2 separate regions of the Homo sapiens genome follow, and region 1 is linked to region 2. A link is a loop called in an ENCODE intact Hi-C map of the cell type or tissue named here. Cell type or tissue: heart left ventricle. All regions are shown on one strand.

The links. Hi-C counts contacts between places; a loop is a spot of excess contacts. Peaks named below come from ENCODE experiments on the same cell type or tissue, not always from the same donor. Only the 100,000 strongest peaks of a DNase experiment are listed, where the experiment ranks them.
Region 1: a loop joins it to region 2, with 9 times the contacts of the local background. A loop is called at or near these places in 40 of 110 quality-filtered maps.

The regions. Positions count from the first base shown.
Region 1 is chr2:134,984,298-134,992,297 of GRCh38, forward strand. MAP3K19 (mitogen-activated protein kinase kinase kinase 19) reads right to left here. Exons shown (of 13, transcript NM_025052.5): 9 at 7,240-7,283; 10 at 1,503-3,956. Among named protein-coding and RNA genes, the nearest start is that of MAP3K19, 59 kb to the right of the region's middle. In heart left ventricle, a CTCF peak has its summit at 4,883 (motif pointing right); no DNase peak of the experiment used is centred here.
Region 2 is chr2:135,707,053-135,715,052 of GRCh38, forward strand. It overlaps R3HDM1 (R3H domain containing 1), which reads left to right. Exons shown (of 27, transcript NM_001378107.1): 22 at 2,381-2,484; 23 at 3,007-3,179. Among named protein-coding and RNA genes, the nearest start is that of UBXN4, 31 kb to the right of the region's middle. In heart left ventricle, no CTCF peak of the experiment used is centred here; a DNase peak (open chromatin) is centred at 3,039.

The sequences.
Region 1 (8,000 bases), 720 kb before region 2:
GAGACACACAAACTCATACACACATATTCACATATGTGTTCACACAAATGTACACACACATAAACATAAATATATATCATGCACACATATATATCATATATATACATACACATATGTACTGAGAGATAATATACAAACCAACAATGGCCAGATCATATATAAAAATAGAACTCTGACCTACAATGTGCAGCAACCAACCCAGGAAATCAACCCATTATCTACAGTAACCAAAACAGGAAGCCAGTTTACCATCCACAAGCCAGACTTGCAGTAAGTCAGACTAGTATCTCTAGCAAACAGTCCAGGAAGCTATGGGATAATTATTTACCTTGTATGTTCTTCTGACCAATAATTATTTAAAATAATTATTCCTGGCTGGGCGCCGTGGCTCACGCCTGTAATCCCAGCACTTTGGGAGGCCGAGGAAGGTGGATCGCGAGGTCAGGAGTTCCAAGACCAGCCTGGCCAAGATGGTGAAATCCCGTCTCTACTAAAAATACAAAAATTATCCAGGCGTGGTGGTGAGTGCCTGTAATCCCAGCTACTTGGGAGGCTGAGGCAGGAGAATCGCTTTAACCCAGGAGGTGGAGTTTGCAGCAAGCCGAGATCGCAGCACTGCGCTCCAGCCTGGGCAATAGAGCAAGACTCCATCTCAAAAAAAAATTATTCCTGATCCTGATATAGTGTGGATATAGTGCAGTATGACCTGAGTTAGTGTTCAATAAATAATATTTCAGTTTACCTACTGTTTCTGTCTTTAAAATTTCAGTTTGGGAGGCTTGTGTACTTTAGTGAAAACGATAACAAAGAAAACCCGACTATGTGTTGATCTTCTTCCCCACTCCATGCCAACTCTCATGCCAAACAAAATTTTTAAAAATCTTATTTCAGGATTTTTGCTTACACTTCCATGAGAGCAATGGCCGAGTCTTGTACAGCACTATGCTCCTAGTTCTTGGCCCACTGCCAGAAGCACAGTAGGCATCAATAATAATTTTGCATTAAAGTAGTGAATCATCTGAGAGCAAATGCTCAGGTGTAGGGGCTCTGAGAAATGTACATTTCATGTCTTCCTATGAACAAAATGGTGAGCCACTTCTGGAGCCATGTTCATTTCTTTCTATCTCACATACCTAGAGCAATGTCTTGCCTATAATTATGTATCTGCTGATAGTTGGAAATGATATGCTGTTGATTGAAAATGTCATCATTGAATAAAATACTGACCTATTTGAATGGTTTTGCTAAATTAATTTAACCAAACTGATTTCATTGCAATGTCAAGCTAGCTAAATTCCAGAAGGGAGTCAATATAATGAAAACATCTTAGCCTGGGGGTCAGAGGACCTGATTTCCAACCTTGTGATCAAACAGTGAGACCTTGAAAAAACTATTTAATTGTTTAGGGTTTATAATTCCTCATTTGAAAATAAGGGGTTTGAACCAGATTGTCTCTGAGGTCCTTCCCACCCCAATGAATCTTGGATTCTAATTATACCAACCTGTATTTTGACTTTTGTTGTCTCTCTGCCCATTTCTTTTGGGGTACTTCCTCTCCATCTGAGGACAAGATTTAGGTTTTCAGGATCTGTTTCATTTGCCATTTTTTGGCAAGAGTTGTTATCTTTCTCATCAAGAGCTAATAATTCTGCAGCTAGACAACCTAATAGTTCATCTGTCAATTCTTCATTATTTACAGAGTCCATAATTTCTTGGGAAATTGAATTTGTGCCACTTAAGGTTTTTCCAAACATTTGATATGTGATTGACTTATTTGCTAAACTATCATGATCCAAATAATGTACCCAATATTGATATGTCTGGGAAGATGCACTTTCTTGTTTTGCTTGGAAAGAGAAATTTGTAAGTGTTTTAGAGTGATCTGAAACACTATCAAACTCTAGATCATTAGTTAAAATTCGGCTGGCATTTACTTTACTAAGAGATGCTGTATTCTGCTTTTCTTGCTGTACATACTTGTTAGAATTCTTCTCACTGGGCACTGCCCAGCTGTCTTCTGAAGGGATAAATGGGATCTGGTGATGTAGCTCTTCAAGTTCTTGCAGATCTCTGAGGCTTGTGGTGAGTATTTGATTGTTAGAAATGTCTCTATCACCAGTAGACTCTTCCATAGAAACTTCTTCAACAATGGATAAATCTGAGACAGGAGGGAATTCATTCTGTTTCATGGACTGCTCAGGTGTCTGAGCCAAGTTCATGGGATGAATTTCATCTTTGGAAGATAGAAACTCATTTCCTGAAGACTTTATCTGCCAGTCTGGTTCTGAAATACCATCACCATTTTCAATGTCATGTAGGTTGCTATGTACAGCCTTGGAACTCTTTTCTTTAGAAATTAAGACTTTGTGCTCTTGTTTAATGCCAAATGAAGTCTTTGGGCATTTCATATGTGTTTTTTTCTGAGAAAGTCTTGTTCTGATATTGCTCTTCCTCTCACTGTGTGAAGATCGACATTTATTGGTGATACGTCTGCCTGATGGAGCCGAACATATCTCACGGTAATACGTGTTTTCATCCCTTTCAGTCTCTCGCACATGACAATAAACAGGGGTCCCAAACATTTCATAGATTCCAGGTCCATTAGCAGTTGAATTGATTTCTTTGAACATATCACTATACTTAAGATCTAGGTAATTTAGTCTTGGCTCTGTCGGTTGAACAGAGAGAGGAACACATGACTTCTGTGTTCCTGGATTTTTACAGATGCAAGGAAATGATTGCTTTTTAGGTTTCTGAGTCCGGTGAGTTGATTGCTTCTTTGCTATCTGTGGCATTTTCTTTTGAAACCTGGGCAATTGCCAAGGCCTGGGGTCCACAAGTCCCAAAGCCGGGAAAATTTGTGTTTTTATGCTGGTTTTATGCATGGTAGGCTTAATGGGACCTTCAGTAGAAATCACAAAATTCTGAGGTGTCTTCTTACTTGTCTTGGTCTTTGAATCCAACTTACTCCTATGGGAATTCATCTTATGCTTGTCATTTTCTTGGTGTACAGGTATGTTGACACTATGGTTGTTATGAATGGTTCCCTTTCTTGTTTGGAGGCTTGGTTTGGCTATCACTGGTTCCTTGGGGCTTCCATCCACAGGGAAGGTGATGTGGATAAGAGGCACCATCCTACTCATTTCTGGTTTGGCTCTTTCTGCTATTGATATTTTTATGTTTGTCTCCATGCTGCTACAACCTTCTGGGAGTTTATCAATGGGGTCATCAAAGACTACACTGGATAAGCTTTTAAGTACAGTACACTCTTCTAAAATATTGTTTGGTTCCATTGCTTCATTTTTATGTAATGAAACTCTTTTTGAAGCAGCTTTATTATTTCTCATCTCTTCATCCTGGCTTGGAGTTATTTCTGAATGCTGGGTTTCTTGGAACTTGCTTGGAATGGTACATACTATTTCTGGATCTTGTTCATAGTTTTTGGCTACTGAACTCTCATTCTTTCTTGATGAAAGATATTGAGAGTTCTCTTCTTCAGGTTTTCGCGTTTTACTACCATGGCAGTCAATATCCTCTTCCCTAACTGCAGGAATATTGCCTTCCTTCAAATTCTCAAAAGACACCAAAGACTGCCCTTTTTCAAAGTGAGTGATTTCAATTTTGTTACATTCTTCTATTTCCTTGGATTTCCAGTTTTCCTCCTTCTCCAGGCATTGCCTGTGATGGTTAGTCTTAGGAAAAGAGCACATGTTTCTTGACCAAATGAAGCCATCAGAAGACCTGAGAGTCGGATCCATCAACGACTTAACTAGGGCTCCCGGAGGCTCGTTTGATGGGCTGAGCTCATCAGATTGACGAACAGACACTGAGAGCTTAGGCACAAAAGATGTGAGACTTGGAATGTTTCTTTCTTTTTCTTTTGGAAACTTGTGATTTTGGGGGATAGTAAGGACACCAGATCGCGTGGGCAAGAGTGACAGTGGTGGCAGAAGGAACTAAAAGGAAGACAGAAAAAGCTGTGAATGCAGAAACATATATAAATATCACGCTAACTCGTTTAAAGTAGTCTAAAGAGATTATAATATCCTCTTAAGGAAGGCTTTTAAAGTTCAAAGCTATCCTGGAAATCACAATTCTTTTTTTTCTTCTTGAGACAAGATCTCGCTCTGTCACCCAGGCTGGGGTGCAGTGGCATAATCACAGCTCATTGCAGCCTTGACTTCCTGGGCTCAAGCGATCCTCCCACCTCAGCCTCCCAAGTAGCTGGGACTGCAGGCATGTGCCACTATGCTCGGCTAATGTTTAAATTTTAGTAGAGACAAGGTCTCTCTATGTTGCCCAGGCTGGTCTCAAACTCCTGGCCTCAAGCAATCCTCCCACTTCTGCCTCCCAAAATGCTGGAATTACAGGCATGAGCCACTATGCCTGGAAAGATCACAATTTTTAAAATTAAAACCTCATTCCCAATATTTTTTTTAGAACCAATTTAAAACAACACGTTTTAAAACCAGGATTATTATAGATGTAAATATTCATGGTTATATATTTTTAAATGAAGGCCCTATAATGTAAATGGTAAAAATTTAAGATAAGAAGCATTTTATTTCTCTTCTTTTTTCTTTTTACTTTCCATAGAATTGATTTAAGATTTTTGAAATCCCACTGAAAACAGTTTAAAATTGCTGTTAAAATACCTCAAAAATTACCAGTTATTGACTAACTCAGAATTCATATCCGAAACACAACTACTCACCATCGTTTTGCTGAATTAGTTTGTGAATGAAATGTACAAAATTTCATTTTTGTGGATGACAGGCAAATGGATGGCTTTCCTTTCTCCTTTGCCCTCTAGTTTCAAACTAAGCTAGTTTTTCCTTTCTCCTTTGCCCTCCTCTAGTTTCAAACTAAGCTAGTTTTTATTATCATCCTGTAGAGGTCAGTGTAACCCAATGTATAATATTAAACTTTGCGGGCAGTAAGCTATAAACTCCTTAACTTTATGCTTCTTTTCATTGTGGTCTTTTCCTGTGTATACAGATTCAATACCTATTTATATCACAATATTTATAGGCATGGGTCATGGGTAGTAATTGAGAAATGTATGTTTAATTTTCATTCTATTGCCACCTGTGTGTAAGAAGGAAGGAAATGGAACCTGACTCTAGAAACTTAGGCATTAAAAGTAGATGAGATGTAGTGTAGACCCCAGTTTTACTGTCTAGATGATTTTCCTCATTTCTCAAAAATGACTTAGGACATAAAGGCAGATTCATCCAGTGCTTAACCATCTGCCTAGTAACAGCCATTACAATTTTTTAGGTCAATAAACTCCTTTTACAATGCTAAGCAGTACCTATGCATAAGTATTTCTCAAAGGCTCATAGGAAAAGAAGGGTCAGGTAGTTGAGAAACTAAGAATTGCAAATATCTTTCCAAAAACTTATAAATTAGACAGCTAGGAAAATCTTTCCACCACTGGGGGAAAGAAAAGAATTGCCTAATTTCTAAATAGGTTGAAAAAAGACAAATTAAAATATGTCTGGCCAGGTGTGGTGGCTCACACCTGTAATCCCAGCACTTTGGGAGGCCGAGGCAATCGGATCACTCAAGGTCAGGAGTTCAAGACCCACCTGACCAACATGGTGAAACCCCATCTCTACTAAAAATACAAAAATTAGCTGGGTGTGGTGGCAGGTGCCTGTAATCCCAGCTACTCAGGAGGCTGAGGCAGGAGAAACGCTTGAACCCAGGAGGTGGTGGTTGCAGTGAGCCGAGATTGTGCCAACTGCACTCCAGCCTGGGCAACAGAGTGAGACTCTGTCTCAAAAAAAAAAAAATGTCTAAGGGAGCTACTCAGCTCATTATGTAAAGAACAGAAACACTCCAGAAAAGCACTGCACATGGCAAGGCATAATTTTCCCAGGAACGATTTGCTACTCTAGGAACTATATGTGAGTTGTTGTTTTTCCAAGAAATACAGTTGACCCTTGAACAACAGGGCTTCAAACTACGCAAGTCCACCTATATGTGGATTTTCTTCCTCCTCTGCTACCTCTGTGACAGCACGACCAAGCCCTCCTGTTCCTCCTCGTCCTCAGCCTATTCAACATGAAGACAGTGAGGATGAAGACCTTTATGGTGATCCACTTCCACTTAATGAAGAGTAAATATATTTTCTCTTCCTTATGATTTTCTTTTTTTGTTTTTTTTTTTTGTTTGTTTGTTTGTTTTATTTTTGAGACGGAGTCTTGCTCTGTTGCCAGGCTGGAGTCCGGTGGCATGATGTCGGGTCACTGCAACCTCCACCTTCCAGGTTCAAGCAATTCTCCTGCCTCAGCCTCCCGAGTAGCTGGGACTACAGGCACCCGCCACCATGCCCAGCTAATGTTTTGTATTTTAGTAGAGACGGAGTTTCACCATGTTGGCCAGGATGGTTTCGATCTCTTATCCTCGTGAACCACCCGCCTTGGCCTCCCAAAGTGCTGGGATTAAGGCGTGAGCCACCACACCTGGCCCCTTATGATTTTCTTAATAACATTTTATTTTCTTGGCTTTATTGTAAGAATACAGCATATAATACATATAACACAAAATGTGTGTGTTAATCAACTGTTTATGTTATCTATAAGGCTCTGGTCAACAGTAGGCTACTGCAGCCATGTGCGGTGGCTAACATCTGTAACCCTAGCACTTTGGGAGGCTAAGGGGGAGTATTGCTTGAGGCCAGGAGTTCAAGACCAACGTGGCCAACATAGCGAGACCCTGTCTCTAAACAAAACAAAACAGAACACCCAGCACTTTGGGAGGCCGAGGCGGGCGGATCACGAGGTCAGGAGATCGAGACCATCCTGGCTAACATGGAGAAACCCCGTCTCTACTAAAAATACAAAAAATTAGCCGGGCGTGGTGGCGGGTGCGTGTAGTCCCAGCTACTCGGGAGGCTGAGGCAGGAGAATGGCGTGAACCCGGGAGGCGGAGCTTGCAGTGAGCCGAGATTGCACCACTGCACTCTAGCCTGGGTGACAGAGTGAGACTCTGTCTCAAAAAACAAAACAAAACAAAACAAAACAAAACAAAACAACCGGTAGGCTATTAGTAGCTAAGTTTTGGGGGAATCAAAGCTTATGTGTGGATTTTTGACTGTGTTGGGGACATCAGTGACCCTACCCCCTGCATTGTTGAAGGGTCAAGTGTAATTGCTGAGGATTTGGTTCTAAATTAGTGAATAGAGTTGTTTGGTTTTAATTCTCAAGTCAAAAATGCTAGCACTAATCTTACCTTGATGCTTCGGCCACTGTACTTCATATGAGAGGTCGAAAACTCTACAACAAGAAAAACAATAACTGGATATTCTTAGTAGTAGAAAGAAAACAGTCTCAAGCCAGAGTCTGGGGATGGAGTAATACAGATGCTAAGGGGTCTGAGGAAAAGTTGTAGAAATTGGAGGTTTCCCCTGTGGAATTCACACAGAGGTGGAATCATCACACAAAACTTCAGGCTGCTGCCACTAGCAGGGGTTGCTGTTTTATATTTATATCTCTATTCTGACAGAAAACCTGAGATCTCTGGACCAGAGAGCAGACCATTTATCACTCACAGAACATTGTAATGCCAGTTCCCCACAACCCAGTTCCTCACAGGGCAACGTGATGAGAGCCGGGTGTTGACCTGCACAGCTGGCAGAGCTGCATCACAGGAGGGAGCTCTGGAATGATGAGACTCAGGTGGTATATTGGGTGGTGGCACTTTAGCCCATCTTTCCCTCCAGAGAAGGAGAGAGCACTTTACTATGAATTGTAAGCAAATGCCTCCAGGAGAAAGATGACTCTATGTTTTATTACCCTAGAATATAAGCAAACAGCTTTTGGGAAAATCAGCCTCTAAATTTCTCTGGAGCAATACACTAACTTCGGAGGCGTTTCTGACATTCAGTCATCTTTTAACTTAGTTTCCTAGTGTTTTTTGCTTAGAAAGCCTGAACTGTGCAGAAATGTGAAAATATTCTTGTATAAGTGTCTCCCAACAGTTGTTTAAACTAG
Region 2 (8,000 bases):
GGGCTGGCCCATTCATAGTTTTATGTCAGGACTTTTCAGGAAGTTTGGGGATAAATGGGATTATTTGAGATTGATGTTTCATTTTTCTGTTAAAGGGTAGGATATCAACTTTGAATGACTAGGCCTGGTGCTTTACTTTAAAAGTCCTTCTTTCCCTCCTGTCTTCCAAAGGAGGAGAAACTTGTGAAATTACTATAGAACTGATTCATCTCTGGTATAATATATTTGTATTTTTAAAGAGAGAGTGTAAATACTGACTTCTGTGCTTTCTTTTTTCTAAAGTGTTTAAGTGATTTAAGAGGGTGTCTCATTGCCTAGTCTATGTCCCTTGAATTATCTATACGTCTCTCAGAAGATAAGTAGAGGCCTGGAACTCATTTACATAATTCTAAAACTTGATTCTTACTCATTTACCTAACGGGTAATCTAGTGCTAGAAACCCACTAGAGTGGTAAAATGAAATCGCAGTTTGTAATTTAGTAGAGTATGGGCTATATTGCTTACTTCAGTGACCGACCTGAGTATTCCCTTCCCTTTGCAGGATGGCTTGCTTTCACCCACATGTCTCAGACCTTAGCAAACAAGATCAGAGTGAGGGGCATGGCTCAGGAGAGCTGTTCACATGGGTTAGAACAGAGCCTAAAAAACCTTCCACCTCTGGGGACCTTTCTGTTTTCCTCAATTTCGGCACATTTACAGACTTAAGCTGTATTATTTCCACAGGTAGCTAATACTTATATTACACATTACAACCATAATTAACATAAATTTCAGAAAGTACTGTTTTCACTTATGATCCAAAATCACTTTCTATTAAATCCTCCCTTTATATCTCTTTTTCCCTTTTATTGAACCGCTCTGAGTTACTGCCCCTAAAAAGGCATAAAGCTTTACTAATTCTTATTAACTGTCAGCCTGAAAGACAGAATTAACTTTTTATTATGGAAATCTGTAAACATATATAAATATAAACAGAAGTATACTGAACCCATATATGCCCATCACCAATTATGTAATTACTAATCTGTTTTCATATAAATCTCTGCCTCTTCTCCCTCCAATATTAGTTTGAAATAAATCCCAGGCATCATAGTATTTCATATCCATGAGTATTTCAGCATATGTATCCCTGAAGGATTTTTTAAATCCCACATAATATCATTTTATATCTTAAAATATTGAGGTTAATTCATTAATTACATCAAATATCCAGTTAATATTTGTATTTCCTTCTGCCCCGCAAATATTGCTTATGTTTTTACACATTTGTCTTAGAGTTTCCCATATTCTGGATTTTACCGATTGCGTCATCATACTGTCATTTAACATGTCTTCCTGTATTCTCTGTAATTCAGTAGTTTTGTATAAAGTTTAATGCAATTATACGAGACACAGGTGCAAAAAGTTATTCCAACTAAATTAAGAAATACTGTTTTTGTAAGACAGCTTTTTAAAATGACAAAGACAATAGAGTTTTAGATATAAATTATGGCTCTCAGTTACTCATGAATTCTCAGAATAGTATCATTCTGTGGTTTTTAACTATTATAAAAAAATTCTAGAAAAAACTTCAGAGATAATGTTATGACAAACCCCATATTAATTTGAGTCTGAAAGACTGCTCAGGCCAGGTGCAGTGGCTCACACCTGTAATTCCAGCATGTGGGGAAGCTGAGACAGGAGGATCACTTGAGGTCACGAGTTCAAGACCAGCCTGGCCAAAATGGCAAAACCCCATTCTACTAAAAATGCAAAAAGTAGCCGGGTGTGGTGGCAGACACCTGTAATCTCAGCTACTTGGGAGGCTGAGGCAGGAGAATTGCTTGAAGCCTGGAGGCAGAGGTTGCAGTGAACTGAGATCGTACCACTGCTCTCCAGCCTGGGTGACAGGGCAGAACTCTGTCTCAAAAAAAAAAAAAAAAAAAACTAACTGTTCAAAAATACAGCAGTAACTTAATGGTTTCACACTAATAGCCTTTAATTTTTGTCAATATTTTGTTAACTATGTCAGAACATGTTCTGTTGTTTCCTCTATTCTTAGTAATTAGTCTCGCTCTGTCGCACAGGCTGGAGTGCAGTGGCGCAATCTCGGCTCACTGCAAGCTCTGCCTCCTGGGTTTACACCATTCTCCTGCCTCAGCCTCCTGAATAGCTGGGACTACAGGCACCTGCCACCACGCCCGGCTAATTTCTTGTATTTTTAGTAGACATGGGGTTTCACCGTATTAGCCAGGATGTTCTCGATCTCCTGACCTCGTGATCCGCCCGCCTTGGCCTCCCAAAGTGCTGGGATTACAGGCGTGAGCACCGCGCCCAGCCCATTCAAGAATGTTTATAGTCATCCTCCTCTCATTATGCTGTTTTTTTGTTTTTTCCATAGCTCTTCAGTAGGTTACCTGCAACATCCAGGATCAGAACAAGTACAATTTCCTCGAACCACTTCACCATGCAGTTCCCAGCAGCTTCAAGGCCACCAATGTACAGGTATAAAGAAATCAGTGAAAATAAGATGATTGGTTCATATGAGAAATAGTTCGATTACTTTCCTTAGGCATTTCTACAAAAAGCTTCTCAATTTGTGATGTGCTGAAATACACCCACAATATTGAGGGTGCTGTACTGAATCATAGTTAACATGTGCAGTCCACTTCTTCCTTTCCTTCTACTGCTGCTATCACAGTACTATCCTGATTCTCCTTTCTCAGAAGTATTGATACTCTCTAGGGTTATTTCCTATGCCTTCTGTCATTACTCTTCCAGCTGTTCCTGTTTACTCCAAATTACCTTTATGATAAGTGAGATGTTTAGGCCTACAGAGTCCATCTTAATGCCTGTTTAAACACACAATACTTGTAGTGTGATGCACTAGGGCTTCAACCTGGTTTTCTTAGTTAATAGTAAAATTTTATTCAGAAATGTAAAATTACTACTGTTATCCTAGTGTTCAGAAACACCAACTAGTTGCTAAAATATTCTGACTATAGCATCCTAAATTCTGATTTTCAGCTGGACCACCACCGCCACCTGGTGGGGGGATGGTGATGATGCAGCTCAGTGTACCAAACAATCCACAATCTTGTGCCCACTCACCCCCGCAGTGGAAACAAAACAAATATTACTGTGATCACCAGAGAGGACAGAAGTGTGTAGAATTTAGCAGTGTAGACAATATTGTCCAGGTAAGATGGTTTTGTTCATTATCATTTTGAAACGTTACATTTTTGTTACCTAAGATTGACTTATAAGGCTTGAATTTGAAATCCCGTCAGCCAGATTAATAAAAGAATTTGGGCCAGGCGCGGTGGCTCTCCCCTGTAATCCCAGCACTTTTTGGGAGGCTGAGGCACGGGGATCACCCAGTTTCAGACCAGCCTGACCAACATGGTGAAATCCCATCTCTACTAAAAATACAAAATCAGCTGGGTGTAGTGGCACATGCAAAAATACAAAATCAGCCGGGTATGGTGGTAGCATGCATCCCAGCTACTCAGGAGGCTGAGGCAGGAGAATCGCCTGAACCCAGGTGAGTGGAGGTTGTAGTGAGCCAAGATCGTGCCATTGCACTCCAGCCTGGGCAACAAGAGTGTAACTCTGTCTCAAAAAAAAAAGACGGAGGAAAAAAAGAATCAGTGTTTAAATATTATTTGCTAACTTCTGCGTATTCAAAAAAGTGTTTTCTAACTTAAAAAGATAAACTAGATCTAAAATTTGGTGAAGAAAAATAAGCATTTATCCTACCTTTCCCATATGACTATATATTAATGTAACCAAATAGTTGATAAGGGAATGTTCTCTGTAGAATAATCCAGTTAATAAATGCAGAAGCAATGGTAGAATTAGAAAATTGCCAGAAAATCATCAGCAGATCCTAAAAATATTAGATTAAAAAGTTTTGGTTGAGAAACTGCTCACTTTAAAAAAAAATTTTGAGAGGTATTTTAAATGGATGAATTAGAGAGACAGCCCTGAATCCACTGATCAGTTGTAACATCACTAAAAGTGGGCCAGCCAAACATTATTTACCTCTTCATGTGGTATAGAAGGAAGTACACAGCATTACTTATGATATACTCTTACCGAAATTTGAATCTATTCAAGCCTCTAACCCTAGCTACTAGTTTATGGGAAATATAAGAAGAAACAAAAACAAATTACCTGATACCTGATACCAGTGGGACATTTTACTTGACAAATTGGCCCTGTTACTTGAATAGATGGCATTTTGAAATAGGAGCTTGGTCTGTTATACATTAAAAGAGACTCAAGAGGTATAATATCAGATATAATGTATGGATCTTATTTGGATATTGAATGATCAAAAGACATTTTTTAAGGCCAGGCGCAGTGGCTCATGCCTGTAATCCCAGCACTTTGGGAAGCTAAGGCAGACCTGGAACGCAGGAGTTCGAGACCAGCCTGGGTAACATGGTGAAACCCTGTCTCTATAAAAAATACAAAAAATTATTCGGCCATGGCAGTGTGCACCTGTAGTCCCAGCCACTCAGGAGGCTGAGGCAAGATTGCTTTATCCCAGGAGTTCAAGGCTGCAGTGAGCTATGATCATGCCACTGCGCTGCCCCCTAGCAACAGAGGGAGACCCCAACTCTTTGAAAAAAAAAAAAAAACCCAGGCACAGTGGCTCATGCCTATAATCCCAGCACTTTGGGAGGCCAAAGCGGGCAGATCACCTGAGGTCAGGAGTTTGAGACCAGCCTGGCCAACATGGAGAAACCCCGTCTCTACTAAAAATACAAAACTTAGCTGGACGTGGTGGCGGGCACCTGTAATCTCAGCTACTCAGGAAGCTGAGGCAGTAGAATTGCTTGAACCCAGGAGGCAGAGGTTGCAGTGATCTGAGATCGTGCCCTTGCACTCCAGCCTGGGTGACAGAGCGAGACTCTGTCTAAAATTAAAAAAAAAAAAAAAAAAAAAAAAAGAGTTGTCCGTTAGATATAAATGTTTGTATACTGAAATATTTACAAGTAAAATGCTGAGATTTGCTTTAAATACTTCAGGAAAAACAAAGCCAGGGCGATCACAGTTGAACCTGGATGATGGGTACATGGAATTTCATTATGCTTTTCTATCTATACTTTTATATACTTGAAATTTTATAGAATTAAAAGGTTTTATCTTTTGTTGAGAAAAGGTTACCCTCTGACACCAGGCTGGACTGCATTTGCACAGTCACAGCTTACTGCAGCCTCAACCTCCTGGGCTCATCATTTAGAGACAGGGTCTGGCTCTGTTACCTAGGCTGGAGTGCAGTGGCATGTTCTGGGCCTACTGCAGCTTCCATCTCCTGGGCTCAAGCCATCCTCCCACCTCAGCCACTTGAGTAGCTGAGACCGCATGCACACCACCATGCCCAACTAATTTTTTTTTTTTTTTTTTTTTTTTATAGAGATGGGGTATTGCCGTGTTGCCCAGGCTAGTCTCAAATTCCTGAGCTCAAGCGGTCCACCTGGCTCAGCCTCCCAAAGTGCTGGGATCATAGGCTTGAGCCGCTTTACCCAGCCAGGTTTTAACTTTTTTTAAAAGATACAGGTTGGGCATGGTGGCTTACGACTGTAATCCCAGCACTTCCGGCCGGGCACGATGGCTCACGCCTGTAATCCTAGCACTTTGGGAGGCCGAGGTGGGAGGATTACGAGATCAGGAGATCGAGACCATCCTGGTTAACATGGTGAAACCCCGTCTCTACTAAAAATACAAAAAATTAGCTGGGCGTGGTGGTGGGCGCCTGTAGTCCCAGCTACTTGGGAGGCTGAGGCAGGAGAATGGCGTGAACCTGGGAGGCGGAGCTTGCAGTGAGCCAAGATCGCCCCACTGCACTCCAGCCTGGGCAACAGAGCAAGACTCCGTCTCAAAAAAAATAAATAAAAATAAAAAAAATCCCAGCACTTTGGGAGGCCAAGGAGAAAGGATCACTTGAGTCCAGGAGTTCAAGAGCAGCCTAGACAACATAATGAGATTCCATCTCTATAAAAAAATTAAAAATTAGCCAGGTGTGGTGGTATACACCTGTAGCGCTAGTTACTTGGGAGGCTGAACCAGGAGGATTGCTTGACCCTGAGTGGTAGAGGCTGCAGTGAGCTGTGATCACACTACTGTACTCCAGCCTAGGTAACAGAGTGAGACCCTGTCTCAAAAAAAACAAAAGGAGGGGGAACAAAGGTTATTACAGATCAGCTCACAAACTACCAATGGCCATTAAACAGATGAAAATATAAAACTACTTTTCATCTATATAATTGGGAAAATTCAGGAAGACCAATAATCTGCCGTAGTAATAGTTTGGCAAAGATCAAGTTATAAGCTCTGGGACTCTCTTTGTGGTAGTGTAAATTGGTACAGCTCTTTGGAATGCACTTTGGAGACATTTTTCAAAATGTAGAATTTGATCCACAGATATGCTTCTGGAACTTTACCCAGTAAAAATTAAATAATAAGTGCAAAAATATGTGTACAATATTTCTTTTTTCCTGTTGTAATATTGAAAAACTGTGAACAGTCTTGACATTCACCAGTGGGTAACTGATTATTACTGTGCCATTTAGGAAAATGCCCTTAAGTGTGTAATACTGAAAAGAATAAGATAAACCTACTATTGAAATGGTAGTTTGTAAATAACCAGTCTCCATTAAAAGGAACTAGGGCTCCTTAGAAAAATAACTGTTGCCAGAGTTGGTGCAGGGAAAGTACCAGATGGGTGTAGGCCATCTTGGCTATGCCAGAAAGTAAGGAAGGGATGGAAGAAAAATAGGGACGTCTTGAAGAATACAGGATCAGGAGTGGAGGTTTGGGGCATAAAACAATGATAGAAATGAATGATCATCCATAGAATAAAATAAGAATTCATGAGTCCATACTGATAAAAATCAATAAATGGAAAATGAAACTGTCTTACCTTAGTGTAATATAAAGTGATAAATGTAGAATCGTGAAATTAAAAGATCACCACCAAGAAAACCATCAGGCAAGAGTCACCACTAGAGGCTACAAAACTAGTGGGTGAAATTCTGAGGAAAAGCATAATTTTTTTTTAAAGTATCTCCCTACAAGATACTTAAAACTACAAAGGAAAAAAATTGTAATTTACAGTGGAGAAACCTGATAGGCACCATGTTAACAAAGCAGTCGAAGTAAATATCACCAATACTGTGATGAGAGATAGACGTCAGGTTCCTTCTGATGTGATCCATTGAGAAGGACACATTACTTCTCTGGTGTTCCTTTCCCAAATATATAACATGAACTTTTTAATGAGGAGACAGCAGACAAACCCAAATTGAGGGACAGTCTACAAAATAACTGATCTTCCAAAACAAATCTTCAGAAATGTCAAAGTCATGAAAGAAAGAAGAGACTGTGCTGTTCTGCTTCAGATTAAAGAAGATTAAAGAGCCATGACAACAAAATGCAGCCCTTGATTCTAGTCTGGATTCTGGACTTGAAGGGAAACATTTTTCTTATCTTTTGCTATAAGGGACATTAGTGGGACACTTGGCAAAATTTAAATTAACTGTAGATTAGATAATACTATTGTATTGTTAATTTTCTGGCTTTTATTCTACTTTGATTATATTATAAAAGTCCTTGTTGTTAGGAAATAGACACTAATTATTTTGGGTTAAAGGAATATCATGTGAAATTCACTTTCAAACAGTTCCAAAAAACACAGTGATATATATGTATATATATGGGTGTATACACACACACACACACACACACACACAGAGAAAGCAGTGTAATAAAAGTTAAGATCATTTGGGAAATCTGGGAATTCTTTTACAATCTTAGGAACTATTCTCTAATGAAATTATTTAAATATGAAATGTTACAGTATTTAATATGAAAAAAGAGTGAGTTCGCTGTATGTATTCTCTCATGCAAAAGTATCGGCAATATTATTGCCAAGGTACAAAAGCAAGTTTTGAAAGTAGGATGTATAGTCTGTTCCCATTTTTGTGAAAAATGGATGTATGAATGCATGTGCA